Regions from separate parts of the Mus musculus genome. Here region 1 is linked to region 2. The links are chromatin loops, found by intact Hi-C in ENCODE. Cell type or tissue: heart. All regions are shown on one strand.

Region 1 (2,500 bases), 330 kb after region 2:
TAGGCTACAGCCTTCTGATTTTTTTGCTTACTTTTCCTTTAACTTTGTCACAGCTTTTCTTCCATCTGCCATGACCTACCAGAATTCCATTTGTACTCAGTTCTATTTCTGTCTCTATTTTTTTCTTGGCATAGTACCCACACCCATAACTTCAACTATTACTCCTAGGATGTTGACTGCTATCATGTTTAAGTACAAATGTTCTTCTGGTTCTAAAGCATTCTCTCTAATATTCCTCACTGTTTTTTTCCCTTAGGATTTTCTGGTTCTAGTAGTAGCAGTTGATACCCTGATCTGTAAGGACTTAACTGGGGGCACATATTACATATTGGAGTTAGGAAAGGCAAAAATAGAAGTGATGTTATTAGATTTTAATTTTTTTTTAGTAAAAAAAAAACCCGTAGGGCTGTTGAATCTTACCAAATATCTATTGGTACCTTATTTATGTAAGAGACTGTGCTGGGTGCTTGGGGGGAAGGCAGCCATCTTAAAGGTGTGAGATAGCTATGGCAGTAACTGGTTTGAACGGATTATCCTTAATGTGGTATCATTTTGCACATAAATTATCATAGGTGGAAACCCAAATTCCAATAATTCAATTAATAAAATACAACAGAGCTTGGAGGCGGTTCGGAGTTTGTGTGACATTATAGATTGAGATTTCTCCATTATAAACCAATGAGGGTGGTAGTGGAAAAGTGGGGTTTCATTTATGCACAGGCAAGTGGCAGAGACATTAAGGTTATGGAGCGATGCCTGTCAAAGAAATTCAGAAGCTTTTTCTCTGTTTTGTGAACCTTCTGGTAACTGTTTCTGGTTCCTTACCATATAACATAGAATATAACATACCACAATAGTAAGATGAGTCATTGTTTTCCATAACCCTAAAAAAGAAATAAAATCTTGCCGATTAAACATGGAGTGTCACCCGTTGTCTGTTTTCAAAGAGATCTTGGCTGTTGGAATGAGAAAAAAAAATACAGTGAATTTTCAAAGATGACAAAATTTTAAAATTATAAAGTAAACAGAGGTCTTGGTTTATGATGAATTTATTGTGCGTCCATTTTCCACAACCGGTTTTCAATTTTAACACTGTAATCAATAAGTCAACGTGTTTGTACACAGCTTCCTAGATGGTTGTACCCCTTTCATGGCTCTGTGATGTGCTGTGCGTAAGGGACTGCAGTGTAAAACGCTTGATTTCTTTGGTTACAGCACTCCCGCGACCATGCCACACACTCATTGATTAACACCTGCCCCGTTGGCAAGTTACAGCAAATTAGTATTTTTTTAAATTAAATTGTACAAAACTCTCCATACAACTAATTAAACTGTGAGAGAGATGTGCTGTGGAAAAGCACTTTATTAAATGCGCTCCTTTTTTTTTTTTTTTCTCTTTGCATTCCATTCTCGTAGAAAGGTTAAAGTGGGCTGGGGAACGGAGCGCTGAGGAGGCGGAGAAGGGATATACGTCTCAGGATACAGGAAATACGGTAACAGCGAAACCAGGAGGAAGCCAGCCCCGTGCCTGGAGGGGATCCGCCATCTCAGATCTCGGCCTTGCCAGGGCCCACCAGAGAAAACTAACGCTCTGGTCCTGTCATACCTATGGGGGACCAACCTTGTGCCTCCGGGAGATCCACGCTCCCACCAGGAAATACGCGGGAACCCAAGCCTCCAAAAAAGCGCTGTGTCCTGGCTCCGCGGTGGGATTATCCCGAAGGGACTCCCAGTGGAGGTAGTAGCACTCTCCCCTCGGCGCCTCCTCCTGCATCTGCTGGACTCAAGTCGCACCCTCCTCCTCCGGAGAAGTAGTGAAATAGATTTTTTTCCCAGCCGAAATCAGGTCAGATTCTTTCGTTCTCATCTGGGACATCCAGGCTCTCTGAAACTTAATTATGCCTTTCCCCAGCTCTTCCCTGTTTTCCTGTTCTTTCCACAAATTCAAAGAGAAAAGAAACAAGTACAGGCATTGAAAAGTCTTTCTTTTTTTAAAAAAAAAGTATGCTTGGATGAAATAGGTATTTGATTGCGGTGAGTAATTAAGATATTTTACATGAGTTAATTGTAATTTTAAAAACTGCAGTGTTTTGATTTTCATGACAGGCCAAGGTATAGTGAGATACTAACACAATGTTCCCTGGCTAATAAATTAAAACTGGGTGGGGATTTACTATACTCTTCTGTTTTTGTGTATATATTGAAATTTTTTCCATTTAAAAATGCTTAGCCCAAGACCAAGTGTAAGGATGTACTAAAGGCCTAATGCCTGTGCCCAGAGGAGATTGTAAAGTGAGCTTTGAGAACTGGGTTTTTTTTTTTTCTGTGTAAGATGGTATTTAGTAAGTGAAAACAAGTTATAATATGATGGTCAAACCCAAGTACCATAAAAATGTGCTTGTTCAAGGTATTCAGGAATCATGGAGGATGGAGATGGCTCTTGATGGAGCCTGTTAGTCTTCAAGAGCCATCAAAGAGGAGGGGGGAATTTGTGGGTGGG
Region 2 (2,500 bases):
TCAATTTATATTGTGTGTTGGGTAGGTGCTTGTGCCACAGGTATTTGTATGGAGGTCAGAGGACAAACTGCAGGAGTTGGTTCTCTCTTTCCACCATATGGATTTTCAAGTGCCAGGCTTGGTAGCAAGCACCTTTACCAACTGAACCTTCTCAGCCTATCTTTCTTTGTTTCTTCTTTCTTATTTTTCTTACCTTATTGCCATGCATAAAATTTCAGTATTGTATTTAAAAAGAGTGTGGCTTGTATACATTTTGTTTTAGTTATTTATTTTTTACAAGAAGCTCTTTTAGTCTCTCCTCATTCAGAATTATGCTGATTATACGCTTACTGTGTCCTTTGTCAGGTTGAGATGTGATCCTCCTGTTCCTAATTTCTTCCAGGCTTATATCTGAGTCCTGTTCCACATTTATCAAGATTATCCTGGGATATTTATCTTTGATCCTATTTATGTACTGTGTTACATTATTCATTTGTGTACATTGACCCATCCTGACACACCAAGAATGAAAACAAGTTAACCATGGCTTATTATTTTTATATGCTGTTTAATTCAGTTTGAAATACTTTGTTGGGGATTTTTGTGTCTATGTTCATCAAAGCTGTTGGCCTGTAGCTTGTTTGTTTGCTTTTTTTTTTTTTTCTGATGTGTCCTCATCGGGTTTTGGTGTATATCTAGATAACACTGACCTCAGTTTGAACACAAGCTTCTTTAACCACAGTAAGATGGAACACAGGGTCCCCCAATGGAGGAGCTAGAGAAAGCACCCAAGGAGCTGAAGGGGTCTGCAACCCTATAGGCGGGACAACAATATGAACTAACCAGTACCCCCAGAGCTCGTGTCTCTAGCTGCTTATGTAGCAGAAGATGGCCTAGTCGGCCATCACTGGAAAGAGAGGCCCCTTGGTCTTACAAACTTTATATGCCCCAGTACAGGGGAATGCCAGGGCCAAAAAGTGGGAGTGGGTGGGTAGGGGAGCAGGGTGGAGGGAGGGTATAGGGAAATTTCGGGATAGCATTTGAAATGTATATAAAGAAAATATCTAATAAAAAAAATTCCACCAGAGAACTCTTAAACCTGGGGGGAAAGAAAAAAGAAAAAAAGAAAAAGAAATAGACTTCTTCAGGGTGCAGTGAGCTCAGAGTGCCACATGATGGCAGCAGTTTAACAAGCCAATTATTCATTTGGGTGTAGTGAAAATAGGAATTCCTAGGAGAAATCCTTGAACAATTATAATAAATTCTACACATAGTGAAACTGTTGTGAAGTGTGGAGATGGGCTACTACCATATCGAATAAAAGTAAAACAAAATTATATTCCCTATATTCTCCTTTTTAAGTGTCAATACTCATGTGTAACTGTCTAGACTTTTCCCTTTTGTTTGGTGAGAGAGATAGACAAGGTAGTCCTACCTAGTCTAGAACTCATTATGTAGACCAAGCTGGCTTTGAACTCAGAGATCACTCTGTTTCTTCCTTATGGGTCTGGGATTAAAGGTGTGTACCACTACACTTAGGTTATCTTTAGTCTTAAAATATCCAGGTGTGTGTCAGTCTTCTTACAGGCTAATGTAAAAATTTCTGAATATTGAAATGATCAGTAACTAACATTTTTAATCAACCAAATAGTTTCCTGGTACTACTCCAAACCTGTGAAGTCAGCCTGGACCCCATTCTGTTGTCCAATTATCTAACAGGTATACAGTTAATTAGTGAACACTTGAGAGGGTTAGTAGGTGTTAGCAGTAAGTTAAAAGAAACTAAGAAAATCTGATTGGCACGAGACATTAAAACTGCAAAGCTGTAAATGCCTTGGAAGTTTTATAATGGGGAAAGGAGGGGTAGAAGAACAAAGACTGATAGACATTTTTCTCCATTTATTTATTTATTTATTTATTCATTCATTCATTCATTTTACATCCCTATTGCTGCCCCCTAGTTCCCCCTCATAGAGTCCTTCCCCCACCCCTCCCCTTCTCCTCTGAGAGGGTGGGGCCCCCTAGGTATCCCTCCCCACCCTGACACATCAAGTCTCTGCAGGGCTAGGTGCATCCCTCTCCCACTGAGGCCAGATAAGGCAGCCCAGTTGGCAAAGGATTCCAGAGATAGGCAACAGCTTTAGGGATAGCCTCTGCACCAGTTGTTGGGGGACCCACATGAAGACTGAACTGTACATCTGCTACATAACGTGCTAGGGGCCTCAGTCCAGCCCATGTATGCTCTTTGGTTGGTGATTCAGTCTCTGGGAGCCCCCAAGGTTCCAGGTTAGTTGATTCTGTTGGTCTCCTGTGGCATTCCTGTTCCCTTCATTTCCTTCAATTCTTCCCCCAACTCTTCCATAAGAGTCCCCCAGCTCCAGTGTTTGGCTGAGGCTCTCTGCATCTGTTTCAGTCAGCTTCTGGGTGGAGCCTCTCAGAGGATAGTTGTGCTAGGCTTCTGTCTGCAAGCATAACAGAGTATCATTAATAGTGTCAGGGATTGGTGCTTGCCCATGGAATG

What was found. Peaks named below come from ENCODE experiments on the same cell type or tissue, not always from the same donor. Only the 100,000 strongest peaks of a DNase experiment are listed, where the experiment ranks them.
Region 1: a loop joins it to region 2, with 8 times the contacts of the local background. A loop is called at or near these places in 11 of 42 quality-filtered maps.

Annotation. Positions count from the first base shown.
Region 1 is chrX:153,722,092-153,724,591 of GRCm38, forward strand. Nbdy (negative regulator of P-body association) reads left to right here and starts at 1,463. Exons shown (of 4, transcript NM_027327.1): 1 at 1,463-1,846. In heart, no CTCF peak of the experiment used is centred here; a DNase peak (open chromatin) is centred at 1,530; H3K4me3 peaks cover 1,921 bases; H3K27ac peaks cover 1,063 bases.
Region 2 is chrX:153,388,311-153,390,810 of GRCm38, forward strand. The region is part of intron 7 of Klf8 (Kruppel-like factor 8); the gene reads left to right. Among named protein-coding and RNA genes, the nearest start is that of Klf8, 30 kb to the left of the region's middle. In heart, a CTCF peak has its summit at 1,151 (motif pointing right); no DNase peak of the experiment used is centred here.